3 separate regions of the Homo sapiens genome follow, and regions 2 and 3 are each linked to region 1. The links are chromatin loops, found by intact Hi-C in ENCODE. Cell type or tissue: Caco-2. All regions are shown on one strand. Region 1 overlaps LINC01049 (long intergenic non-protein coding RNA 1049). Region 2 has its middle 47 kb from the start of LINC01049. Region 3 has its middle 99 kb from the start of LINC01049.

Region 1 (4,000 bases):
TCCTAGAAAGATTCTTATAAATTTTCCAAACAAGCCAAGAGTGAGATTTGAATTGCAATGGTACTTGGTGGTAAGGAGTAGAAGGTAGTGTAGGGGCACACATTATTGAGGGATGGATGAAATACAAACAGTGAAATACTCTCAGGAGTCAAAAGCCAAAAAAGCTACTTGTATGGTAAGCAGTGTGAATAGGTCTTTAAACAATGTTGAGTAAAAAATTATGACAGGAAATATCTATAGCAAAATGCCATTTATGTTAGTCAAATACACACACAATCTACATATTTTAAAGGAATAAATACAATTTAAAGATACATTCTATTGGGTACAAGGCTTAAAACCTGGGTGACAAAATAATCTGTACAAAAAGCCCCCATGACACAAAGTTTACCTATACAACAAACCTGCACATATAACCCTGAACGTAAAACAAAAAAATATATATATTCTAAGCACTCAGGATAGCAGGGAACATAACTAGGGGATAGGCATAAGAGAAAATGAATAGATGCATAAATAATTTAATCTTAAAAGTGAAATTAAATCATTTACTCCCATAATGCAAAAATTAAAATAATACAAAAGTTAAAATTAAAATTTATCATAAAATCTAAAATTGCACAGAACCAAGCATACATAATATTTTTTAAAAATTTACTGCATTCCATCCAGGAAATAAACCTTCCTTGAACCAGGTATTTGTAAGCCAAGATGTGTACCTGTGAGGTTATTGTTTATTGCCCTCTAGAGTACACTCATATTAATTAGCACAAAAATCAGCTCAGTAAAAATTAATAAAGAAATATGTTTAAGTGCCATATGTTTCTATTAATTCATGCATGCCATTGCAATTATCCATAATTGCTAAGCAAAGATCAGACAATTACTGACCCTAATAAATATCACAAAGTTAGACTGTACAATTAATTGGAAGTTTATGAGAATTTTGAGCTTGGATGCCAGTCATGTCCAGAGAGTTTGTAAAATAACCTATGCTAATCATTCACACCCAATACCTCTGAGAAGAAATAAAACTGGTAGTAAAACCAAGACTCAAATGCAATGTTTCCTGAACTTGAATTGAACTCTGATAACTATTTGTTGGGTGGATTTGGACATTAAAAAATCAACCAAAGCTTTGTTTGAGGAGCCAAGCAGCTGGAGCCACTGACTGCACCTTGGGGATGCCATTCCCATCACAGTCTCATAGACTTGAGTATTTATTATGACAGTTCTTGGCTAATGGTAGTAAATTATTCGTAAAATGGGGTGACATTCTAATTATTTTAGAGGTGACATTCGGGTAAGCTGAGGTTTTAAGAACAACATCACTAGTTTCAAAGAAGTATGAAGATGATTACCTCTTTTGCTACTATCTTCCTCAATTCACCTCATCTTCCTCTATTATTTTATTTGTGAAAAAAGAGAGACCTTTTGCCCTGTCTCCTGCTAATCCAATATCTATGCCATACAGGTTATCTATTACTACTCTTTAAAAGATAGGCTCTACCTCCTCATGCTTAGCCTTTTCTTCATATAACAAAATATTTCGAGTGGGAGTCACCTATAACCAAATATAAAAACAAGCCCATAAATTATAAATACCAAAAATATAGAAACAATTGTGTAAATAAAATAATTTGTATCCAGTTTACATTGGCTTTTATGAATTTTATCTCTTGTTTACCTCAAGCCCTCCAGCACAGAGTCCTGGTTTTGTCTGTGTGTGTGTGTGTGTGTGTGCATGTGTAGTATATTGTCGTATTCCTAATACACTGAGTTATCTCATTGGTTTTGCCAAAAACACTCATGATACATATTTTTGTCACTATGGAGGAACAGTTAGCTTTTTGAGTAATTGTGTCAGGGATGCCCAGGACCATTGTCAGATTCAAAGATTCACCAGAGCGACTCACTGAAATCAGCAAAGCTGTCACATTCATGGTAGTAGTTTATTACAGGTAAAGGATACAGCTTAAAATTAGCAAGATAAAAGACACTTAACAGCAGATGGTCCAAGAGAGACCAGGAACAAGCTTCTAGTTGTCCTCTCTCACTGGAAGCACTGAAATAGTGCTTAATTCTCCAAGCAACGATGTGTGACAGCACATGTAAAGTGGTGCCAATCAGAGAAGTTCACGTGAACCACGGTTCCCAGGGTTTTTGATTTATATGACTTATAGTATTTTTACCTATATGACTTAAAGGTAAATCATATAGGCATGTGGCTCTCATTTGATTCACCTGAGCTACTCAGACCCAGAACCCCCAGAATTCAAACTGGTACAGTGTGACCCAAAGCTCCAGGAATAGAAAACAAGCATCTACCATTAATCACATTGTTAGCATAAACTGTCTGGCATTTCCAAGGTCTCAAATCTACAAAAGCACTCTTTGTATTCCAAAAGACTCTTAAGAGTTCAGAGGTTATCTCCCAGGAGCCGATCAAGGGCTGGTCCTGAAGACCTTTGGAATCTGCAGTTTGGGCAAGCTAGACCTGCTGAGTTAACCCTTTGCTGCACAATAATATTGAAGAGTACAGGCACACGGAATAGCTACTTTTTCTCCCTTTTTCTCAGTGGCACCTGTATGAAAGGGTAAGGCAGTGGCAATTGGTAAAAAGGGCAAGGAAGCTTTCTTTAAAACTACTATTTTTCTTAAGTTGAACATATACTTAGGAGGATGATAACTGCAACCAATCACACTCTATCCAGCTGCCCTTTAGCTACCTCTCTTGCCTTAACAACTTCTGAAGAAAAATTCAGTGGAAACTTCCAGAAGAACAGACACTCTAGAGTATGCTCCTTGCTTTCTCATTGGCCCACTTAGTCTTGAATCTCACATTACCCAGTGGTCTACATGGCATCATTTTCTCACTGAGTGCCTACTCTTGGCACCATAACTGTGTTTGCTGAATCTGCTTTCACTCCCTGGCACCCCTCCACTAACAATTTGGATGTAATGGTGTAGTGTGCTTTGCTCAATTTGATGGCAAGCTTACAAGTGAGGGTGTTGATTACTGCATCACAGTTCAACAACTCTGGGTGACAGTGCACAAAAGCATAGCCATGGCATCTGGCTGGGCACACAGGCACAGACAAGCCATTGGCGGGAAGACTTATGATTATTCATGGCTGATCCTGATAATCTAGAGCCCAGAGTGTGGGCAAAGCATTTCTTTCCTTTGCCCTCCTGTCACCTTTAAGTCTACACACAGCCTCATTTTAGTGGATTCCTTAAATCCTCTTATTCTTGGACCTCCCCTCCATTCTTTTACCCTTCTGGGTTCTGCAGAGATCCCAGGCTTTACCCTTATAACTATTTCAGTTGAGATTATTGAGCTAGGTTTGCTCCTTATATCTGAGACCAGGGATATCAAGTGATTGTTCATTGGCTAGATTAGAGACCTATTTCTGACTTTATTATATTTTTTAACCTAAGAAGCACTATAAAAGATCTTTACCTTCAAGAAATTACAAGGAAAGAAACATCTTCAGCTAATTTGATGATCTCTTAGTGAAGGAGAAAGATAATAATGCTCTGTTTTATATGTTTTTACTGTTATGTTTCTACTCTTTTATTTGTAAGCAGGTATCATGCCTGTGTGTACATATGCACATATGTGTATGGCTGTATATTGTACACATAAATTAGAAACTCTGGAGGTGTCTCCCAACAATTTGTGTTTTGACATGTCCTTCAGGTGCTTCTGAAGCACACTCAAATTTAAGAACCACTATCTTAGACAATGGAGCAATGGAAAACACATATGAGTTTAAAAATTAGGCATTGTAGATTAATATTATTGTGATGTTTTATGCTTGATAAATAGATACACAAGTAATACAGATAACTTGTGATTCTGACAGTGAATATCTAGAAATCAATGAATGATAGCTACAGATAATATTGTCCCTGTCTTTCAGTTTAAGCAGAGGAATGTTTCCTGCTCTCACTAAAATTTCTTCCTTGTGTCAAATAAAGCAGTTGATGCATGAAT
Region 2 (4,000 bases), 58 kb after region 1:
AGTCCTTTTCATTAAGGGCCAGATAAATGATTTGGAGGACCCAGTGAAAAATAAAAATGTAGTACTCTTATTCGAACAACATGAATAATTTTTTCTTAAGGGTATCAAAATATAAGACATTTTTTCTTTCTGTCACAGTTTCCCTCTTAGCCTGCCATGATGTTTTTTGCTATTTAATGTTGCATTACCTTGGCAAGGAGATGATTGCCAAGAGAGTGCAAACACTCACAGGTGGCCAGGGGCCCATCCTGTGGCCAGGCAGGTGTATACCTAAGTGCATAGCCACCAAACCAGATCAACATGTTCACACAGAGGGAAGTGGAGGTTGAGCCAGGTAACTACCTTTCCCCAACAAGTTTTCTGAACCAGCTTTTGGTGGATGAGTGACCCCAGAACATTGCAACTTCTGCATTAGGACGTGCTTGGTATCTAGATTAGAGATGGGTGAGAGGCTTGATCACACAAGCCACCCACTGAATATGCCATCATGCTGAATGGCTGCTGCCCTGCTCTGCCCTCAGACAAGGTGGTGTATGCTTGCCTGACCTGCACTCTTTCTTCACCCAGGCCCCTGCTGAGGATGGCCACAGAGCAGAAGTAACTGGCTGGAGTGGAGAAGGAGGATGGATAGGAATCAGGGTGCCAGGGGCAAGGGCAAGAAATGGTGGAGAACACATCCCAGGGAAGCAGGAGGGTAAGGGAGGGATACTGTGTGTTAGTATGCTCAAAGATAAGCTTGTAAAAAATTGGGTCTCTCTGAGCAGACAGTCTTACATGTCTACACTGTCCCTCATCCATGAAGCTGGCTCTCTGTTCAGTGAGTTAGAAACTAACTTCTTAATTGAGTAGACTGGGGCATGCTTGTTATTCTTGTGATGTGACCATTTTGTGTTTTCAATAGGTTTTTGTTTTTTGAGACAGAGTCTCACACTGTTGCCCAGGCTGGAGTTCAGTGGTGTGATCTCTGCTCACTGCAAGCTCACCTCCCAGGCAGCAATTCTCCTGCCTCAGCCTCCCAAGTAGCTGGGATTACAGGTGCCCGCCACCACACTGGCTAATTTTTGTATTTATGGTAGAGATGGGTTTTTGTCCTGTTATACAGGATGGTCTCAAACTCCTGACCTCAGGTGATCTGCCCGCATTGCCCTCCCAAAGTTCTGGGATTACAGGTGTGAGCCACCGCATCTGGCCTTCAATAGGTTTTTAATTTATTTTCTTTAATTTGGCCCCTCTGAATGAAACTCCAAGTTCCATTGTTCCTTTTGTCAGCAGCAGCTGAGACACACGCTGAGCTTCTTGAGTTTATCAGGTATTGTTTTCTTCTGAGCTTCTTGTAATCTCACCTGCATTTGTGTAATTTAGTGGACATAAAAAAATTGAAGGATATTTATTAGAAGAATTTGGAATATTTCTCCAATGTAAGAATTTGGCTCTCAACTCACAGGGGCATCGATGAGCTTGGATTCCGTATCTTTTTTTTTTTTTTTATGCCGAATTTGTTCCTTTCTGTTCACCTCCAGCTGCCCCATGATTCCAGCACCACAGTTCTTCTAGGACTAAATCATCTGAAGGAAGAAACTACTTTTGGTAAAAATCTAGTGCCTTCAAATAGTTGGGCTTTATTGGTTTGGTGTATAATATTTTACATCTGTAGGAAGGTTAGTCCTATATAAATTATTCTGCCATTAATAGAGCTAAGACTTCATTGGATTCTTTGTTTAAAGAAATTGAAGAAGAAACCTGGGAGATGCTTTATATGTACATACAGACATACACACATGACATTTTCCTGTGTGTGTACATGTATATATATATATACATATACATACACACGTGTTTATGTATATATTTATGTATACATATACACACACACAGGGACAAATAATGTTACTGACCTTTATATCTTTTTGCCTAAATTTTAGACAATGTTTCTGGAGGTAGGGAGATCATTTTGTGGCCATAGAGCTCCAAGCATGATGAGTTCAGAAAGCCAATATGCTAAGGATGGCAGGGAAGAATGTCAAAAATAGCTTAGGGTTTTGGGAGCTTTCTTGACACTCTAGCCTTTAAATACTCAACTGCCGACTTCTTGTTAGATGTTTAAAATGTACTAAAATGTTTTCAGCCACAATCTTTTACTTTTGTGTCACTTGTAGCTGAACAATTCTTAATGGATTCAACTATTCTCTGACAAAATGTCACAGGATGTCAATAGAAGAATACGCTGATCATTATTCTTTAAGTGGTAGTCTCATATTTCTTGGTAATGTTTCTCTTTTCCTCTGCCTCCATTTCATTATCCTTGTAAACACATGTTCCGGGTGCCTATGATATATCAAAAGAGAGGGAGAGATAGAGAGAGATTTAAAGAAGTTGGCTCAAATGCTTGTGGGGCTGCCAAGTATGAAATCTGCAGGGCAGGCCAGCAGGCTGGGAATTCCAAGAATTAATGTTGCATTCCTGAGTCAGAAGTCAGCTTGGAGGCAGAACTCTTTCCTTTTCATGGAACCTCCGTCTTTTCCCTTAAGGCCTTCAACTGGGTGTGGCCTCCCACATTATGGAGGGTAATCTGCTTTACTCAAAGTTACTCATTTAAGTATTAATCTTATTTTAAAGAGACCTAAGCAGCAACATCTAATCTATTGTTTGACTAGACAATGGGCACTATATATATGTGTGTGTGTGTATATATATATGTGTGTGTGTGTGTATTTTGTTGAATCTATGGTGTTTATTGATTTCACAAATCTAATGCAATTTCATAAATTACTATAAGCCAGGCTAATTTTGATCTTCACTTAACATCTAGTTACTTTCATATAGGAACAATAATCAAATAACATATGAATATGAGATGCAGTGCAATGCATTTGTGATGGTTGTTTTTATGTGTTGACTTCACTGGGTCACAGTGTTGGGATATGTGGCCAAACAGTAGTCTCCATATTCCTGTGAGGGTAGTTTTGGACGCAACTAATGTTTAAATAAGTGGACTCTGAATAAAGCAGATTGCCTTCCACAATGTGGCTAGGCCTCATCCAATCAGCTGAAGACATGAAGAGAACAAAAGGCTGGCTTCCTAGACATCCTCTGCATTTTAACTACAGCATCCTTCGCTTACTCTTACTTGGTCCCCTGTCTGCTGGTCCACCCTGTAGGTTTTGGACTTGCCAGACTTTAAAATCACGTGAGCCAATTTCTTAAAATAAACATCTTTCTGTAAATAAAAACATCTTGTTTGTTCCTTTTCACTGGAGAACCCTGGTAATATAACATTTCTTCCAGTTTTGAGATTATTGATCCATTAATATCTGCTATTTGATGTAGAAAAGTTAGAAAAGAAAAAACATATTATTCATGTAGATTCAAATGTGCTGTTTTTGTTATTATGGTTATTAGTTTATATGATGACATATCATTATCATTGAATTTCAGAAGTTCTGATTATCCTTTATTGTTAAAATCTTTTTGTCTTTTTAAAAAAGTTCCTTTAATTTTCACACTTTTTAAAAAATGTATTAGTTTACTCAATTCTGTTCTCTTTTTTCATTTTATTTTGATTTATTTCTTAAATTTGAGTTATTCTCATTCTAACGTTGGAAACATTACTCTGCCTTTTCTAAACAAACTTTTTCATTTTTTTTAATTTATGTCATTAAACACAAGGAAGAAGATCCTCTTCTGGATTCCAACATATAAACTGTGACACAACACACAAATACTGTTCAGGGTTCTAACATATAAACTGTTACACATCACACAAATCACATGTTCAGGCCCCAGAGGAAGGCTTCTCCAATATCCCTCACAGCAGTCTATTGGATAGTGGTAGCTTGAAGGCTTCTGTAATGTGCTACTCTTGGTATAAGAATAGACATTGTCTGCCAGGCATGGTGCCTCACGCCTGTAATCCTGGCACTTTGGGAGGCTGAGGCAGGCGGATCATGAGGTCAGGAGTTCGAGACCAGCCTGGCCAACATGGTGAAACCGTCTATACTAA
Region 3 (4,000 bases), 89 kb before region 1:
ACAATGCTATAAAAACAGCTATACATAAAATAATTTAAACGCAGAACTGCCTGCTCGCTTATGCTTGGAACTGAGGAGTTTCAGTGATAAAATTGGACGGTTCTGAGCAGACTGAGATTGGCGGTCAGCGGGTGAGATAATTGGTGGTTAGTGCTTTAAAGGCTAGAGGTAACGATTATAATAATTAAATATTCGAATTTTGTTGGTGCAATAAATAAATTTAAAATGTGGAAAAGTTATTGCTTTCTTTTGTACTACTAGAGGCAACACCTGATATAGTTTTAGAATTTTGGTTAATAAAACAAAATCTATATCTAATTGAAGAGAGTTGGTTCTTGCCAACTGGGGCAGTCACCCAACAGAACTTAAGTAAAATCCCCTACTCAGCTCTGAAGCCAGTTCTCCAGAGTATAGTGAATAGTGACAATGTGCATTCTAATGCCTTACAGGGAACACCACAAAGAAATGGTCATAGAATATTGCCATGCCCTTTCTTCCATTCCCAAGTGTTGATTTTTGTCACTCAATACTAAAATAAAGAAGTCAAGTTGGGTTTATTATGATAACATGTTTGAATTTTTAAATACAATAAATAATTATATAAGCACTGAAATAAATTGAATTTGCAAATATTTTCTATTCTTACTTGTTTAAACGAAACTGAGAAATAACTGGAACACTGAAGTATTTTACATCTTCGTATTTGTAGAACATGAATATAAAACAGAAATTAAAATTTATATTATTTTTGATATCCATGATATTCCATGATGTTTCAACTTTAAAATGTTTTTCTATTTCTTGTGCATTGAAAGATTTTTGCAGTTATCACAAGGAGTTATTGAATAAATGAGGTTTCAGACTGAACATACCCAGTGTAGTTTGGTTTCTCGATTCACTGGTTATTGATAAACTATTAAATTTTAACAGTCATATCTAAAGATTTTTAAATGTTTATCACAGAGAGAAACTTAATTAAACACATTAGGGCATTTGAAACTTTATTTGCCATACTAAATTTTCCTTTCCAGTATTCGAATGCTGAATTTAGACAATAGCAGTTTCTTGAATACTGACATAATTTTTATCAATTTAGTAAATTAAATATCTTTTAGATATTTCAACACTAAATATAACTTACTAAGATTTCAGCTAAAAATTATTAAACTAACTACAACTAGTTGTTGAACTAAAATATTTTGCAACTATTTATTAAGCTAAAATATATTTTCAAATTAATGTTATAATACTACCATTTGAAAAAGCTAAAACATTTTATGTACTACAAGCACATAAATTGGTAAATATGCAAAACCTCCTTAACACAAAAATATTAATAATATGAGCTTGGTTCTCAGAAACATTTGTCTACTTAGTCCTAAATCTGAGATTAAAAAAAAAAAAAAAAATGCTTATCCAGGCTAAGTGTGGTGGCTCACGCCTGTAATCCCAGCACTTTAGGAGGCTGAGGCTGGTGGATCACTTGAGGTCAGGAGTTTGAGACCAACCTGACCAACATGGTGAAAGCCCACCTCTACTAAAAACACAAAAATTAGCTGGGTGTCGTGGCACATGCCCGTGGTTCCAGCTACTCAGGAGGCTAAGGCAGGAGAATCACTTGAACCCAGAGGCAGAGGTTGCAGTGAACCAAGATCATGCCACTGCACTCCAGCCTGGTTGACAGAGTGAGACTCCATCTCAAAAAACAAAACAAAACAAAACAAAAACCTTATCTACTAAGAAAAAAAAAATTACTATCTTCGTTTAATTGAGATTACTTGAGATTACTTACTATCAGAGATTTAGCCTACATGTGGTAACTGTGAAGCAGCATCATTGTCTGGGGTGACACTCGAGGTTCTTGTTCTCATGGCAAAGGAAATCAAGGACTCAGACATGACAAGGGTAAGGTTTAGAGCATAAATTTAATAGGCGAAAGAAAGAGAACAGCTTTTCGCTACAGAATGGGGTCCCAGAAAAAGGGTTGCCATTTTTACAGTGGAATGCAAAGGCTTTTAAAAGAAACTGATGAGGGCAGGGCATCTCATTTGCATAAAGCATGAATTCTGGTGGCTCCACCCTGTCCTCCTAATGTGCATGCAGGGCCCTTAGCTTGAGTTTCTCCATATTGCTTTGCTCATGGAATTTTCCATTGCGGGCATGTCTGGGCAAGTCACTTGTGTAGTTTTTCTTATCTGTGCAGTTGTGGGCACATCTTAGGCAAGCCCCCTCCCCCCAACCCCACCCCACGTGCAAATTCCCTTATCTGTTTCTACAAGCTGTTCTTTTGTTTGAAAGAATTCAACCAAAGACCCACTCTAACTGCCTGCCTGACTGGGTTTTTTCCATTTGTCTCTCTCAACTGCATGGGACATGTTAAACTTTTTCAGTAGTTTACTTCAGAACGTATATGATCACTTAGCATATGCTGTTGGATTTCAGTTGAAAACAATACATGATTCATATTTCTACTTATAGAGTTATGCAGCTCCCTCTATGGTTGATAAACTGAGTTACATAAACATCTTTCCCCTAACTCTAAAGACTTTAGAACTTAATAGGGTCCTCTGCTGTACAAATTTTAGTTAAAGACTTTTAGACTTGATGAATTCTTGCATCCTTTTATATTTTTTAGGTGTGTAGAACACTGATCAATAATTGAAATGATAATTAATTTTCAGATATTTCACATGGTTTTCTTTAACTTCATATTACAATGTATGTTATTATTTAACTGATCTCCTTCCTTGAGTCAGTGAAAGTCTCCTAATATTTTTGTCATGTTAGCTAATTTTCATATACATTCTTGATAAAAGTGTTGATAATATTGTATATCTAAGAAGGCTCAAAAGATTTTTTTATATTAATCTTCTTATAAAACCATCTTATGTTAATTTGCCATTTGGTTCACTATTATGGCCTTTTCATAGATTCAATGTATTTTAAGTAATTACAGTCATCATTCTCCTTTTGATGCTCAAGTATTCACAACTTCTTTTGTGTGTCCTCTATGTGCTTAGCATGACCATATTACTATTTCAAAGCTTCATTTCTTTCTGACTCAGCCAAGTGTTCCAGATTCTGCTTGTACATTCCTGCTCCTGACATGGGATCAACTAACCCTCCCAAAGATTCCTAGTTACTTTCAACGGAAAAATACTAATAGACAAGAAGACAAAATACAAATAGACCAATAGACATCTGGTATAGGCTGAATTGATCTTAGTCCATTTCAATCAATAGATCTAGAGAAGACTGTACAGATCAACAGATAAAGAATTTTGATGAAATATTTACAGTTCAATTTTTACATTAAAATGCTTGAATCTTTTTTTCATTCAATATATTTTTATCTTCTCTGTTATGCTAGATAATTTGCCTCCTTTTTTTTTTTTTTTTTTTTTTGAGACAGAGTCTCGCTCTGTTGCCCAGGCTGGAGTGCGATGGCACAATATCAGCTCACTGCAAACTCCGCCTCCCGGGTTCAAGCAATTCTCCTGCCTCAGCCTCCTGAGTAGCTAGGATTGCAGCCATGCACCACCATCCCAGGCTAATTTTTGCATTTCTAGTAGAGATGCGTTTTCGCCATGTTGGTCAAGCTGGTCTCAAACTCCTGACCTCATGATCCACCTGCCTCGGCCTCCCAAAGTGCTGGGATGACAGGAGTGAGCCACCATGCCTGGCCTAATGGATAATTTGCTTCCTAATGAAAATGGCATACCTACTTATTTGCTCCATGTGAGAAACAAATAGAAGAAAATAATACAATATTAATGTAAGCGATAAAACTACTGCATAAAGCTTAAGATTTTCTGGATTTCTCCTCATTGTTTAAATCTGACGATGAATGCATAGTAAATTTTTCTTTAATAGATGTCTCATCAACTGTTACTTGTGTGACTATATACTTGCTTATCTGATGGGTCATTTAGTCAATCGTTTTCATTTTCTTTCCATTGGAGTGCACTCTTATTACAATTCTTTATAGTTCTAAGTCAGA

Evidence for each region. A loop is a pair of places that touch in the nucleus more often than their neighbours do. Peaks named below come from ENCODE experiments on the same cell type or tissue, not always from the same donor. Only the 100,000 strongest peaks of a DNase experiment are listed, where the experiment ranks them.
Region 2: it touches region 1 in a loop (2.8-fold over the local background); 1 of 110 quality-filtered maps calls a loop at or near these places.
Region 3: a loop joins it to region 1, with 2.7 times the contacts of the local background. A loop is called at or near these places in 1 of 110 quality-filtered maps.

Annotation. Positions count from the first base shown.
Region 1 is chr13:90,501,364-90,505,363 of GRCh38, reverse strand. The region is part of intron 2 of LINC01049 (long intergenic non-protein coding RNA 1049); the gene reads right to left. Among named protein-coding and RNA genes, the nearest start is that of LINC01049, 10 kb to the right of the region's middle. In Caco-2, no CTCF peak of the experiment used is centred here; a DNase peak (open chromatin) is centred at 2,463; H3K4me3 peaks cover 168 bases.
Region 2 is chr13:90,443,802-90,447,801 of GRCh38, reverse strand. No RefSeq gene overlaps it. Among named protein-coding and RNA genes, the nearest start is that of LINC01049, 47 kb to the left of the region's middle. RefSeq lists an enhancer at 1,693-2,892. In Caco-2, no CTCF peak of the experiment used is centred here; a DNase peak (open chromatin) is centred at 2,461.
Region 3 is chr13:90,590,260-90,594,259 of GRCh38, reverse strand. No RefSeq gene overlaps it. Among named protein-coding and RNA genes, the nearest start is that of LINC01049, 99 kb to the right of the region's middle. In Caco-2, no CTCF peak of the experiment used is centred here; a DNase peak (open chromatin) is centred at 2,219.